2 separate regions of the Mus musculus genome follow, and region 2 is linked to region 1. A link is a loop called in an ENCODE intact Hi-C map of the cell type or tissue named here. Cell type or tissue: heart. All regions are shown on one strand.

Region 1 (8,000 bases):
CAGCTAGCAGTAGTGGTACATTCCTGAAATCCCAGAACTCAGGAGGCTGAGGCAGATGGAATGTGAAGTGTAAGTACAGCCTGAGTTTCAAAGGAGTGAAAAATCTATCTCTAAAAGCAAACAAGGAGGACTGGAGTGTTTGAGGTCAAGAGCACTGACAGCTCTTACAGAGGACCCAGGTACAGCCCTCACTACCAACACGGTGACTCCAGTTCCAATCAACAATATGCTGGTTTTTTTCTTCTGGACCCAAACAAGTCCTATATGTCTGCATTCAGACTTAAAAGATTCAGAAATGTCGGTAATAAGCTCTCACTTTTATTTCTATACCATTACATGATCAAATCCAAACTAAGTAGAAGTCAAAAGAGGATATGGTATACAGAACTACCCTACAACATTAAAACCAGATGATTCTTGGCTTAAAATTTTCTTAGCCAAAAATTCTAGGGTACATATCTAACTCAGTATATTCAAATGCAAAATAAGTATTAACTTCCATATATTATTTTATTGAGAAATATTCTCCCTGTGTAGCCTTGCTGTCTTGGAACTCTAGGCCTGGCTGGCCCTGAACTCACAGAGATCAGCCTGCCTCTGAGAAACAGTCATTCTTCTGGAGTCCTAAAATAAAATACTAGTCAGGTTCTCTCAGGAATCCTGACCCTTAAGCCAAACTTACCTGACAGACTTCAAACAGAACCATTCCTAAGAAAGTTAACCAACAGCATTCTAGGCTTACACCCCCCACCCCCATAGCCTAAACAATCCTCTAGAGATAAGAAAGTTAATCAAAACCCAGAGATTTCAAAACTGTTTTCTAATATACTTCAATGATTGTAATGATATTAAAACAATAATCTACTGCAAAAACACAAAGGAGCCAGGTGTGGTGGCATACAAACCTTTGATCCCATTGCTTAAAAGACAGAGGGAGGCAGATCTCTGTGAGTTCAAGGCCTGCCTGGTCCAAAAACATGGTAAGGTCTAGGCTAGCTAAAGCTATAGAGAGAGATCCTGACTGAATAGCAAAACAAAACACAAGAGATGTTTGTAAAATAGTTTAATGAAATAAGATCAAGTGAAACTATCATCACTATATCAGAACTTCATAAAATTTTAACCATTTTCGTTATAGTCTTTAAAAAGCTTCCCCCACTAGAGACTACCTGTAAGTTATTTCACATTTTCTGTAGTAGTATGACTAAATTTTATAGTAACATCCAGAAATAGATAGTATCCTACTTTTCATATCTTAAAAGTTACTGGCTTTTAAATCTGTACAAAACAATAAAATAGGATAATCTAGGTAAAATGTGTACTGTTTTTAAAAAGCATTGTACTACTTCTTGCCTTGAGAAAAGAACCTTAAAGACTGTTTTGTCTAATATGCTTAAATCAAGGCAAGATTAATACAGGTTTATGTGTAAATGAAGACACGAGACAAGACAGTAACAGAGTATTTCTAGTGATAACAGTATTTGGTCTCTTAATTTGCAACTGGAATTAACTTTAGTCAAATTGATCTCAACAAGAAGTTATAGACTACTCAAGTTTACATAACTGTCTCTTCACCAAGATTCCTGAGAAAGTAGCAATTTCCTACAAGAACTGCATGGCTTAATCAAGTTATGTGTGCACTCTAAGTGTCTTGGATCAGTTCTTTGTTCTACAACACAAGTGTAACTCCCAGATCCTGCTCAGCATGCACTGTCAAAACCACCTTCAGGCTCTGAACAGAGCATTCTTTTTATTAAAAATTAAATTCCATCTAAGAGTTTCACAGAGTCTGTGTATTTCTCGAACACATACAATTGGGGCAATTCACACCAACCAGTGTTTCTATTACAGGTTACTAATCAGTACAGATTAACCGTGTTAATAGCTGTTAACACAGCAAAGCCCTATAGTACTAAACTATGTACTATGATGGTAGTGTGACTTCACAAAAACCATACGCTAAACACGTTAAATTTCCAATCCTGTTTGACCTGCACAATTTTTCCTCTTCCTCTTATCAACAAACTAATTACTTTAAACAACGCTCAAATAGGGCAAAACAAGAAACTTAAATCACAGATACCAGGAAACACATTGCCCCTTGTGTTCTTAAGCAGTTAAAGAAAGGAGAGCCCAACCACAAATATGACTAGGAAAAGTGAATTCGACCATCAGCCAGTCCTGACCTGACTGAGATGACTCCATGCTGTTTAATTGTCTCAGAGATAAATGCCTTCCACAAGAGTTCGTTAATTTAGACATTTACCTTGGGTCTCCACTGCCTTTTGGAACTCCAAGAGGGAGTATCAAGACAGTCTTACTCTTTCGGTCTAGGGAGTGAGGAGAGGGCGGGAGGCGACATGAGAACTAGCGAGAAGACAGATCAGAGAAAGGCCAACATTCTTCCCAAAGTCCGGCGGCCTGGGAACGCCCCTAATCCAGGGAGCTCCGGGGGAGCGCCAGGCTCTCCCGCGCAAAACACAGCGCCAGTCTCAGCCAAGTTTCACGCGCCCGGCCGGGGACCGGGGCCTGCACTCGTGCATCCCCACCGAAGCCCTGAAACTCACCGGCGTCCACGCCGAAGGGCCGAGCGGGGCCCAGCGGCACTGCCCGCCAACACGCTCCCAGGCCGGAGCTGCCGCCCGAGCAGGCAGAGGTAGGAGCAGCCAGCGGCCCGGCGCAGCGAGGCCCAGCTCGGGCGGGCAGGGCGGCGGAGAGTCACGAGCCTAAGGCCAGGCCCGCGCGGCCGTGGAAGGCTGGGGGTGGCGACAACAAAAAGAAAGGGGGGTGGGGGAGGAAAAAAAAAAAAAGGCGGAAGACTAAAAAGTCGCCGAAAAGGCGGCGTAGACAACCCTGTCACAGGACCCGGAAGATCAACGTGACCCCGGAAAGGAATCATCAGCGGGAGCGAAAGGTCAGACTTCCGGCAGCCGACACTGGAGAGCGCGTTTGCTGAGCTGCGCAGGCGCACAGCCCCACCCTGGTCCAGCCAGGGAGTCTGCGGCGGCTGCTGAGATGGTGGCGAGGGAAGGTACAGCCCGGCCCTTCCGCAGGGCAGTAGGCCACCCCGCTCCGCTGGCGCCGCCTCCTAAGTTACGTGCCGCTGGCCATTTCCAGGAGGCCTGTTCTGTCCATGGAGGGCCTTCCAGGAGATATCCAAAACCAACCTTCCCATTGCTGGAAAGATCAGTATGAAATCGTGGGTGATGTTCTCCTCAACAACAAACAAACAAAAACAGTTTCTTGGAGACAAAATCATGCCTCTAAGGCCCCCAAAACCACCCACACATTACCCTGCCCTAGCTCGCACTCACTTGTCTAACAAATACCCACCATTGTTTCTCATTGAGAGAACTTTAGTATCTGGTGAAACTGTCTAAACTGCTTGATTTATTGATGAATATCTGTAAACAATAGCCCTGTTTTGTCCCCGTAGAATCTGACCGTTCCCAATCCCGAAAGTAATGATTTGTTTACTGCTTTTTGGTTTTCTTGTTATTTATTCTGGGTTTTTTTCCCCCATTGTTTTTAGTTTGGTTGTTTTTTTGTTTTTGTTTTGTTTTTGTTTTGTCGGGACAGGGTTTCTCTGTATAGCCCTGGCTGTCCTGGAACTCACTTTGTAGACCAGGCTGGCCTCGAACTCAATAGTTATTCAATTTTTAATTTTTCTACCTTAATTCACAAACTGAGGTCATTTCTGTGATAATACTTAGAGTCGTTTGATAACTTACTATATGAATAATAACTTAACTGAATCCCACTTATTTCGATAAAGAGTTTTCGTTTCACTTGACTTGCAAAGTCTTTATAAATTATATTTGAATCATTTAAATAATTTTTTAAAAAACTTGTCACGTGCTTCCGAGTATCATCTGATGTGGTAAATGTTAATTGTGCTTTGGTAATAAAGTATGTTCAGTTATTGTGTAGAGTATTTTATAAATGTCAGTTAAGTTGATCTTCAACATGGCTCTGGTTTCCTGTCTTGCTTGTCTTTTCGGGCATAAAAAGGGCATATAAGAAGGCTAGGGCCAAGACAGGTGTGGTGGTGCACGCCTTTAATCCCAGCACTTGGGAGGCAGAGGCAGGCGGATTTCTGAGTTCAAGGCCAGCCTGGGCTACAGAGTGAGTTCCAGGACAGCCAGGGCTACACAGAGAAACCTTATCTCGAAAAACCTAAAACAAACAAACAAAAATGTCAGCCTATCATGTATGAGTCTCTGGGTTCAATACCCAGCACTGAAAAAGTACTGAAATATGGCTATAATTATGGCTCATTCTCTATTTCTTTTCTGTCTGTCAGCTGCTACTGCCCTTATTTATCACCCGCCAGAGAAAGTTTTTATTGTTATGGAAAGATCTACATTGTAAACTGACCTACTTTTTGCTGTTATTATTACTCTGAAGTACGTTCTTTCTGAGCATAATGCAGGTATTCCAGCTTTATGGTGGATAGTATTCATGTGCATTTTAAAAGGGAGACTGTATTTATGAATTTTCTCCTCACTCTAACCAAAATATCTGATAGAAAGGTTTCAGTTGGCTCATGGCTTCAGAAATTTCAGTGCAGTGTAGCTAGGAAGTCATGAAAGAGTTCACCACAGCCAACAGCATGCTCACACCTGCCCAGTACCAAACTGATTCATCTTCACGAACTTCTATACAATTAGAATGGCTGTTTTAAACCATGAAGCTCCACTTAGGACTTCACATTTCCACTACCAATTACATTGTATACACTTCACCACCACATACACATTAAAGAGTTTTTTAAACTTAAAAAAAAAAACTATGACAGAATTGGCTCACAAATATGAAACACCAATAACTACTTTTAAAACTGTTCAACATCCCTAGTTATCAGAGAACTGTAAATTAAAATTACTTTGAATAAGTTAATTCTCACTCCAGACAGAATGCTATCATCAAGAAATCTGACAATAAATGTAGAAGAGGATGGAGGGTGAAAAAAAAAAACCTTACCCTGGTGGCAAAGCAAATCAATGAGCCAGTATGAAACTCAGTTGTGGGGGGCTGGAGAGATGGCTCAGTGGTTATGAAAGAAAATAAAACTTGAGACCTGTGATTTTTTTTTTTTTTTTTTTTTTTTGGTTCTTCGAGACAGGGTTTCTCTGTATAGCCCTGGCTGTCCTGGAACTCACTTTGTAGACCAGGCTGGCCTCGAACTCAGAAATCCGCCTGCCTCTGCCTCCCAAGTGCTGGGATTAAAGGCGTGTGCCACCACACCCAGCTTATAATCATTAAAAGAAAATTTTATTTTATTAGTCAGGGTTCTCTAGAGAAACAGCACTGATAGAATAAAAAATATATGCATGTATATGAATACACACACACACACACACATATTTGAGATTTATTAGAGTGGCTTACAGTCAGTGGCCTGATTATTCCAAGAATAGCTGTCTCCTGGCAGAAGAATCCAGTAGTTGCTGAGCCCACCATGTCTCAGATCGTTTTCAGTGTGTGATAGAAGGAGGTTGTAATGCCAGTGAAGGAATCAACTTGAAAACAAGAATAAGGGGAACTAGGCATAGAAAGCAAGTTTCTTTTTCCATATCATTTATATAGGCTGCCACTAAAAGATATAGCCCAGATATAAGTGGGTCTTCTCACTTCAAATGGTCCAATCAAGAGAAATCTCTCACAAGTTTATTCTGCACCTTAGGTTTGAGTTCCAGATATTGTCAAGATATATATATATTTCAGATATACTCAAGTTGGTCACTTTGAATAGCCATCCCATCTACCAAAAGGATGTTGCAAATCTAAACATTTATGTACCAAATATAAGAACATCCAAGTTCATAAGAGAAATACTACTACAGCTAAAACCACATATCGACACTCAGTGACAGTAAGTGACCTCAGTACTCCATTCTCACCGACGGACAGGTCATCCTGACCAGAACTAAACAGAGAAGTGGGAAGTTAAGTGGCATCATGAATCTAGTGGACCTAGGAAATATTTAGAGAACATTTCCCCCAAACACAAAGGATATAGTTTCTTTTCAGCAGCTCATGGAACTTTCTCCAAAACTGACCAGATATTAGGACATGAAACAAGTATTAACAAATATAAGAAATTCAAAATAACACCCTGCTTCCTATCTGACCACCATAAAGTAAAATTGGATAACAGCAGCAAAAGAATGTATACAAACTCATGGAACGGAACAATTCACTGTTAAATGAAAACTGGATCAAGACAGAAATCAGGAAAGAAATTAAATTTTTGTTTTTTAGAATTAAACAAAAATGAAAATAACATTTCCAATCATACGATGAGATGAAAGCTTAATTAAAAGAGGTAATTCATCATGGTGCTTACAACATAATACTAAAGTTATCTCAGTACTTTAACAGCACACCTGAAAGCTCTAGAACAACAAGAAGTAACACCCCAAGACACAGGTAGCAAGAAATAATCAAACTCAATGAAATAGAAACAAGGAGGAAAAAAATACAAAGAATTAATGAATTGACAAGTAGGTTCATAGAGAAAAATCAACAAATTGACAAGCCCTTAGCCAATTTAACAAAAAGACAAAGAGAAGATCCAAATTAATAATACTAGAGATGAAAGAGGGCATCATATCAGACACTAGGATAATTCAGAGAACCATAAGAATATACTTTTAAAATCTGTACTCCACAAAACCAAAAATCTGAGCTGGAGAGATTGCTCAGTGGTTAAGAGCACTGACTGCTCTTCCAGAGGTCCTGAGTTCAATTCCCAGCAACCACATGGTGGCTCACAACCATCTGTAATGGGGATCAGATGCCCTCTTCTGGTGTGTCTGGAGACAGCTATAGTGTACTCACACACACATGAAATAAATAAATAAAATCTATTTAAAAAAAAGAAAACAAAAAACAAAAATCTAAAAGAAATGGATAAGTTTCTCAATACATACACAAACAATGTTAAATCAAGATCAAACAATTCAAACAAACCCATAACAGTGAAATAGAAGTAGTAATTAAAAGTCTTCTAACCAAAATAACCCAAGGACAGATGGATTCAGTGCAGAATTCTACCAGATATCTCAGGAAGAGCATCAATAACACCAATACATCTGGAATTATTCCTACAAGATAGAAACTGAAGGGACAGTTCCTAATTCTTTTTTTTTTAAGATTTATTTATTTATTATATGTAAGTACACTGTAGCTGTCTTCAGACACACCAGAAGAGGGCATCAGATCTCATTACAGATGGTTGTGAGCCACCATGTGGTTGCTGGGGTTTGAACTCAGGACCTTCGGAAGAGCAGTCAGTGCTCTTAACCACTGAGCCATCTCACCAGCCCCAGTTCCTAATTCTTGTGAGGTTACTATTCCCAAATCTACACAAAGATCCAACAACAGAAAGAAAATTATAGACCAATATCCCTTAAGGACTGTATTAGTTAGGGTTCTCTAGAGTCACAGAACTTATGGATAGTCTCTATATAGTAAAAGAATTTATTGATGACTTACAGTCGGCAGCCCAATTCCCAACAATGGTTCAGTCGCAGCTGTGAATGGAAATCCAAGGATCTAGCAGTTACTCAGTCTCACACAGCAAGCAGGCGAAGGAGCAAGAGCTAGACTCCCTTCTTCCAATGTCCTTATATTGTCTCCAGCAGAAGGTGTAGCCCAGATTAAAGGTGTGTTCCTTAAACTCGGAGATTTAATCTTCTGGAATCCATAGCCACTATGGCTCAAGATCTCCATACCAAGATCCAGATAAGGATCTCCAAGCCTCCAGATAAGGGTCACTGGTGAGCCTTCCAATTCTGGATTGTAGTTCATTCCAAATATAGTCAAGTTGACAACCAGGAATAGCCACTACAAGGACATAGATAAAAATATTCTTAGTAAGATACTTGCAAATTGAATCTGAGACTGCATCAAAAAGATTATCCACTATGATCAAGTTGGCTTCATCTCAGAGATGCAGGGATGGTTTAACATATGTAATCAATAAATGTAATCCA
Region 2 (8,000 bases), 100 kb before region 1:
GGATGGATGCTCAGTGGATGAGTGGATGGGTGCTCAGTGGATGAGTGCTCAGTGGATGGGTGCTCAGTGGATGAGTGTTCAGTGGATGGGTTCTCAGTGGTTGGGTACTCAGTGGATGGATGCTCAGTGAATGGGTGTTCAGTGGATGGTTGCTTAGCAGATGGGTGCTCAGTGGATGGTTGCTTAGTGGTTCCATGTTTCTCAACAGCATCTCTGGCGAAATGTGATATAATGAGACTCAAAATTAAAATCTTACTGTTTCAAGCATTTTTTAGCATTTAGAATAGAATTGGCTAGGGTAGTAGATTCAAATTTTAAAGGACAAAATTATTGATCACAGAAAGTAATTGCTTTGTGTGCTAATGTGTAGCATTTTACTTTTTTATAACATTAAGGGTCTTTGTTATGAGATAGCAATTTCCTTAGAACCTAGAAAAGTGCTCTGACACATATTCTACCCATAAAAATAACAGATAAGCTAGTCGTAACTAAGTTCTTAGAGAAATATCCATATGTTTTCAGACCATTTTGCTTAAAATAAATATTAAATAGCGGTCATTTTTAAGAAAATGTGAAAGCAAACCCAATATCTATGTACGATTTGTGTGTGTTAAGTTGGTTTACCTTAACAGCACTTATAGCCGTGTCGAGTGCTGAAACCTCGTGGTCTTTGTGAATGTCCAGTGCCTTGTCCATTTCAGAGACCAGGCTTTTGCAGGTGTAGCAGTAAGATTCAGCCTGAGTCTTTTTCGGTTCCTTTTGTGTCTTAGCGGTCACTGATTCTCTTGCTGATTGGTCTTCTGTCCTGTCCCACACTTCCTGTGAAGCAGACATTCTTGGTTCCCCCTCACTCGTGAGCTCCTGTTCCCTGATGTGCTCAAAGGATTCTGATCCTTGAGATAACACTTCTTTGGGTGAGGATTCTGAACCTGGCTCTTCTGGTAAGATGGCTTGACTGGCTGCTTCCTGATTCAGAGAGCCAACAAAGTCATACTCATCCTGCACAGGGGTATTGTGGAGCCTCTCTTCCCGGGACACAGATGGGACCAGCCTCTCTTGCAATACTTCAGGAGCATAGGTGGCACCTGCTGCAGATTCTTCTTCTGGGAAAGACTCTTGTACGGGGACATTCAGATTGACATCTGGACTTGCATTTCCTGCCTCATTACCCTGGCTGCTTGGCTCACTCTCCAGAACACAGCGGGTGTCCTGGAATGGAACTGCATAGCTCATCTTCTGGGTGACTGCTCTGACTTGCTCTGTAATGGGAGCTTTCTGCTGCATTGCCGCCTCATCAAGGGTCTCCATGTGGCCTGTGGGTTCTCCTTCCCGGCCAACAACTTTGTGCTGTTCTTCCAGATTTTTCTCCCAAAAACTAGTTTCAGGCTTTCTCCTGATCTCTCTTTCTGCAACTCTCAGTTGCTGTGAATCCTCTTCACCAACTGGCTTTTCTTCCAGGCCTTGGCCTTGATCTTCTTGAGTTACAGTTTCGTCATGAAGAATGTCGTCTTTGAGTATGTACTTCTCAAAATACATACCTGGTCCATCATCAGTGTCAGAATGTCGCCTTGGGAATGATGTCTCAGAGTCCACACTGTCACCTTCTGAAGCTGTTTCGCCTTCATTTTTCTCCCCACCCGCCCCTTCATACAGATCCTTATAGAAGAAGGAAAGTGCTGGGGGCTCCTCTAGCAGCTCAGGGTTGACAGCCTTGGGGGTGGTGGGAAATATTTGTCTTTTTGATAGAACTCCTTCCTCCACATCAAATAAAGGCATCCCAGGAGACCTGGAGTCCACATCTCTACTGATACCCTTTGGAGCATTTCTGTCATCTGGTTTTTGGATAGCCAAAGACTTTTGCATCTCTGCATGAGATAATTTGCTATCATCCTTTTCTGGCCCATAAAAGCTCTCGTCTAACTTTACTAAGTTATATTCATGGTCTAGGGCCTGTTCAGCTGAACTTTCTGGGAAAGAAGTCAGTGTTTTGGTGGCTTCCTCTGAAGATTCCTCAACAGTTGATTTCTGTTTTCCTGAGCCTGGGGAGAGGTTATAATCAATCAAAGTATATTTTTCAAAATAATCCTCTTCACCAGAAACTGTGGGTTGGATAGGTGTGAAATCACCCATTCCTGAGTCTGTGGCTATCTCCTCCTTTGTCTTATGAGTTTCCTTTGTCTCATTTTCCTTCAGTGATGTAATTTTCCTATCAGGAACTTCTAACTTGCTCTTCTGCGTTTTATGGGAAGCAGCTGCCTTCTTCTCATCATGAACAGATATGCTTTTAAATGAAGCTTTCTCTTCCAAATACTGTAACTTATCTTGCATTTGTTCACTTTCTTCCTGATCCACTGAAGGGATGAAGGCAGGGGCATGGATATTCAATATCTCGCAGCCTTCAGAAATGATGCTAAAGGCACTCTTCTGATCTTCTGAAAGGCCAGCTGGCTTGCTGGTTACTGAAAATTCTTCATCTTTCACAGAGGTGCCTTCAGGCTCCTGGGCTGTGCCTCCCATAGGAGGAACTCCATCAGCACTGATCTCTGATGCACTAAGCATAAACTGAGTATAGTTACTTGCTGCTGAAGAGGGCGGTTCGTTTCTGTGCACATCTTCCACAGCTTCCAAGTGATGCTTTGAAATAAGAACAGACTGTTTCAGCATCTCTTCCGTGTAGTCTTTAGATGTCTGGAAAGTGTGGACTGTGGGCCTGTCTGACCATGTTTCTTGTTTCTTCACTGTATGTTCTACAGAAGTTCCTAAAACAAGAGTTTGTGGTTCTACAGCTGACGGCTGAGTTGGCGGCGTTCCTAAATGCTTTGTTTCATCAGTCATGTCTGATACCCTAGCAGCATCCTTAGATAGGGGTCTTGGCTGCACACTTCCATCTTCCGCAGCCACTGAAGCACCAAGGGACAACTCGGGCATCACGAACCGCCTCCTTTCCTCTTTGAGATCCACTCTACTCTCACCTGACTTTTCCAACTCCAGATTTCCTTCCTGAGTAAGAGAATGGCCATCCGTTTCCTCTCCATGGGGAGACTCCACACGGGAAACCTTGGTTTTCTCTACTAAAGTTTTACCTTCTTCCTGGGGATGTGGTTGGGTTTCTGCTGCCTTTCTCTCCCTAATTTCTGGGTATACCTCTGTGACTATATGTTCTGGTTTTTCAACAACTGGTGTTGGTTTAGCCAGCAAATGTGGTTGAGCCTTATCCAAAGAAACAGCTGATGCTCCAGGCACAGGCATGGCTGCAGGGGGGTATTCTTGCTTCTCTCCTTCTGAAAATACCCATTCCTGCACTTCCTTTTCTCTCCTATCCAAAGCAAGAGTCTTGCTGGGTTTTTCCATGAGCTTTTCAGTTGGAGAGATGCGCTGTTCAAGCCTCTCAGCAGCTTTTGATTCTTCCAATTTGAAAGGTCGAGATTCCGGCATCCTTTGCAACTCTCCTACTGCTTCATTTTCCCTGAGTTCCAAGGGAGCCATGATTTCTTGCTTCTCTGCCAGGCCCCTCTTCCCTGCCAAGGAAAATGATCTAGTTTCCCAGCCATCCTTCTCCTCTGTTGGACGTTCCACTTCCTCTTCACAATGTTCCAAAGAAGTGGGTTTTGGCATTTCTTGTCTAAGTCTGTCTTCACCAAGATCACTTAAACTGCCTTTTGATTCCACTGGCAGAATCATTGATGCTGGTTCCTCTGAGTTCATCCTTGTGAAGGCGGACTGGGCTGATTTGGGCTTCTGTGGCATTCTATCTACTACGTCAGATGACGAGAGCCATGTTTCCTTGTGATCACTGCTTGGCTCTTCCTTACGTGCAGAAATATTCCACATAGACGGAGAAGAGACCTCTGGCTTCTGGCGTCTTTGGCTCTCAGTAATATGAAGAGGAGCCATGTTTTGGGCTTCTTCCATACCCACTTTCTCACCCATAGGGGAACAAGGATGAATTCCAGGATGTTTGTCACCAACTGAAGTAGCTAAGCTTTCGCCCATTCCTTCTGAGAAGCCTGGCAGTTCCTTCTGCCCATAGTTTTCAGAGTTAGACTTAGGTTGCTTTAAAACGTCTTCGTTTGATAAAAATGTGAGTTTTTCTTTAAGGTCTTGACTTATGCTGGATTTAACTGAAACGCCTTTGGGCTCCTCGGCCAGTTTAACTGTGACCTCAGGTAATGAATGAACCGCTGGCTTCTCGGCTATATTAACCTCAGCAGGAACTGTACCTTTAGGCTCTATGGCAGGTACTGCTTTCTCTACAGAGGGACCTGGACGAGTTTCTAGATCTTCGTTGTCAGAGACCTTACTATCTGGAATGCTTGATCCAAACAATAAACTAGACATCCATGATTTAAAAGATGAAATGCCTTTCTTTCCCTTCTCTGCAGGAAGACCTTGCTCAGTGACGAGTGACTTCTCAGATGGCTTTTGTGTCACCTCTGGGGTCTCTGGAGGTTGAGGTGTGGCTTTTGCTTTCACAGCAGGGACAGATTTACTTTGGGTGAGTACTTCCACGTTGCCAGAGGCTAGCTTTCTCCCTTCCTCAGAATCATCTACAGCCTTTGACTGAACCCTTCTGGGTTCCTGAGATAGCTTCTCACCAGACACTGGTGCTTTGCTTGTTTCTTGGTTTCTGGTTTCAGATGTGTGATCTGTATCCAGTGGAGCAGCCCCAAGTTTCTCTGACATCAGATCAGTGCTCTCAGAGGACTCCAGCTGCCCAGTTCCTGGTTTTCTATCTTCATGCTGATTGACTAAGCCATCTGGCTTTTCCAGCATCCAGGTGTTGTCCTTTGGAGAAATGAGACTCTCTTTCACTTTTGATCCTGTAACACTGGCACGCTCAGTTGTCACAAATGGCTTGGGTTGCTCCAAATTCTCCTTCTTCTCTGCCAATTGTTTAACACCCAGCTCTGGCTTATCTGCAGAAGAGCTGCTCTCATCAGGCACCTCAACAGCTTGGCCCTCATGAAGGGTCCGTTTAGGCTCTTTTTGCTCAATGGGGAGGTCAAAAGAAGCAGTCTCTAATGGAGCTGAGGCAGGCACAGGAAGCTTCCTGTTTTCTTCTTGTTCTTTTCCTCTTCTCTGAAGCTCAGCGGGGCCCTTTTCTAAGATAGAAGGCCCTGGTTCCGTTCCGATGGGTTTTACTGGTTCTATACCTAAGGATCTATCTCTATCTCTACTATCAATGAGTTCTGACCCAGCAGTTGGTACTTCTGATAACTGTTTGTGCTTCTCAGGCTCTGGGGGGAGCTTTATAAGCTCTTGCTCTCCTGACAGGAAACTCCCCGGCACTGGAGAAGATGTCTCCTCTGCTTGCCTGTTCATCTCATGTCTGAGGGCCAGTAATGTTGGAGCTAAATCATCTGAAACTACATTTTCAGAATCAGGAGACCTTGTTATCTCCTCGTGTTTGTCATTTGGCACCGTGGGTTTGGATGTGGGTGACACTTGCAATGGAGGTGGCTCGTTGTCTTCTCTCTCTACCTCAACCCCTGAGTTGACAGGAAGTTTGGGTTCAGGCCTTAACACCTCTGAGGTAGACATGCTGGGCAAAGGCAAACCACTGCCTAACTCGCTCTTCCCTACTCCCTTTAAGCCTGGGTGTTCCACAGGGCTGGCAAGAGATGGATCTGTCAGGACTTCATCCCTGCCTAATTTAGTTGAATTTGAATCAAGCTTAGTTACTGGCACTGTGGTGGCAGAAGAGCTGGCTTCTGTGTCTTTCCCCATCTCTTCCATCAATGCTGGAAGTGCAGGTGGTGCAGGTGGACTGTGTTCTGCTCCCCTCTCTCTCCCCGATGAAGCCGCAGGAAGTTCCCTGGTTATTTTGGACTCCTGTTTCACTTCCGTTTTCACTGCAGATAAAACCTTAGGTCCAGAAATAGATGTTTCCTCTGGAGGTGAGTGTGGTTTTGCCACTTCAGGCTCATTCTTTGACAACATTCTCTGTTCTAGTTCAGAAGTCACAGTTGGAGCTAAATTGAGTTTGACATCCGCCTTTGGCTCATCTCCCAAGTCAGACAAAACTGAATATTTCATCCCAGACCCTGGAACATTTGGGAGCCGAGGCTCTGGTGTCTGATCCTGCGATTTGTGTGCTGTCGCTTCTTGAGAATCCAGCACAGCTTTTTCCCTTCCGACTCTGGGCAAAGCCATCTGTTCATCTGCACTTGTTAGAGTGAGAGGTGCTGTGGGCTCCTGCTCTGGCTTAAGCACACAGGTTGACTCGGGTGAAACTGAGGGCTGAGAGGTGGGCAAAACGGATGTGGTTTCTTCCTTTACCACTGATGAGAGTGCAGAAGAGGAAGCTGCTATTGTAACTGCTGGCAGACTACTCTTTGCATCTCTCTTCTCCCATCCACTGGTTGGTGGTGGTACCAAATCTTCAGCCTCAGGCTCCAAAGATGCCTGAGTTTTCTCCTGCTGTGCCAGGATGAGATATTCAGACACAGAGGTTGAAATTGTTGGAACATCTGACATAGTTTCTGCTTGGCCGGTCTTATCTGCCGAAGGTAGCAGGCTCAGATCTTCGAACACAGGCCTACAAGGGGAAGACTCCTCCCGCTCCTGCGATGGCTCAGAATGCTCAGGCACAGGCGTGACCACTGAGGACCCCGCCTCTTCTTCATCTGCCTCTGAGAAGTAGGGATAGTCTGGAGCAGACCTCCTAGGTAGTAATTCGTCTGGCTCGACCTTGTTTTGCTCTGTTTCTGCGATTCGGTATGGTGGGATTGACACCTGTGATGCTGAATCCGGAGAAAAGAGGTCAGCCTCTTCCGTGTCCTCATCAGACAGAACAGTCTGCTCAGAGGGGGACGTTAAGCACAGTGGAGAATCCCGCCCCAGCTCTCTCTTCTCTAGTTCCTGAGTCGGATAGGGTGAGAATGAGAATTCTGACGCAAATGCAGAATCAGGGGAAAGGGGCCCAATATTGTCCTCTTCCTGCCCTTGCTCTGATAGACCTGTGGGTGAGGAGGCACCCTTTAGAAGCAGAGGAGATGTGTGGCCAAGCTCTGGTGTGGAAGAGAATGAGCCCCGCTGCTGGTCTCTGCTCCCTTCTTCTGATTGGACCACTTGTTCGGATGAGATGGCCCAGGGAGGTGGGGCATGGCTTTCAGAAAGCAGCTCAGTGGTTTGTGGGGGGAGAGCGCATTCCACTGCAGAGACCTCATTGGATGAAGATAGCCCAACTCCAATGGCTTCCTTTTCTTCTTCTAACAGGGTTGCAGGATCAGAAAGGCCTCTTGGTTTGAATTGGGGCATGTCATCTATTGTTTTTTGGGGGGATTCCCGTGTTGCATTTTGTGAAACCGAGGGTTTAAATGGCAGCTTTGAATCTGATGCGAAACTTCCACTTCCTAGACTCTCATCTTCCGATAGAACTGCCTGGCTCAGTGCTGCTGGGGGAAGTAGCCCAATATCTTCTTTCTCATCTTCTGCCTGAATGATGGGCTCAGAAACACGTTGGGACTTTAATGGGAGCTTGTGGTCACCTGTTTTCAACAGCAACTCTTGCGCATGTGCTGGAACAGAATACTCAGCCGCAGATTCAGATTCTGGTGAGTGACACACGCTCTCTGAGGCCTCATCTCCAGACAGGACTGGTGAAACTGTTGAAAAGAGTGGGGACTGGATGGCAGATGTCTTCTCAGTGGTGGATGGAGAAAGAGACTGCTCAGATACAGAGGTCATAGCTGGGGAATAAGACTCACGTTCCTCGTCGTCCTCTGAAAAGACTGCAGGTTCATTGCTAGATTTCACATCAGATACAGAAACTGCCTCTACTTCCAGCTTCTCTGGTGTATGGTTCAAATCCTGTAGGACTGAATACTCAGATACAAAAGCAGAATCGGTAGAAACAGACTCGTTTTCTTCTCTTTCTTCCTCGGACAAAGTGATACGTTCAGGTGTGAATGTCATCTGTGTTGGTAGAATGGGCTCTTTTCTGTGCTCTACTTCAGGGGACAAAGGCGATGGGGAAGTCTCCTTAGAAGCTAAAGGAC

What was found. A loop is a pair of places that touch in the nucleus more often than their neighbours do. Peaks named below come from ENCODE experiments on the same cell type or tissue, not always from the same donor. Only the 100,000 strongest peaks of a DNase experiment are listed, where the experiment ranks them.
Region 2: it touches region 1 in a loop (2.2-fold over the local background); 3 of 42 quality-filtered maps call a loop at or near these places.

Annotation. Positions count from the first base shown.
Region 1 is chr13:93,189,527-93,197,526 of GRCm38, forward strand. Tent2 (terminal nucleotidyltransferase 2) reads right to left here and starts at 2,891. Exons shown (of 15, transcript NM_133905.3): 1 at 2,568-2,891. It overlaps Gm41020 (a long non-coding RNA gene), which reads right to left. Exons shown (of 3, transcript XR_873808.1): 3 at 7,813-7,851. In heart, a CTCF peak has its summit at 3,030; a DNase peak (open chromatin) is centred at 3,005; H3K4me3 peaks cover 3,478 bases; H3K27ac peaks cover 2,286 bases.
Region 2 is chr13:93,088,496-93,096,495 of GRCm38, forward strand. It overlaps Cmya5 (cardiomyopathy associated 5), which reads right to left. Exons shown (of 13, transcript NM_023821.3): 2 at 625-8,000. A630019I02Rik (RIKEN cDNA A630019I02 gene) reads left to right here and starts at 6,338. Exons shown (of 4, transcript NR_046182.1): 1 at 6,338-6,668; 2 at 7,219-7,244; 3 at 7,360-7,556. In heart, no CTCF peak of the experiment used is centred here; no DNase peak of the experiment used is centred here.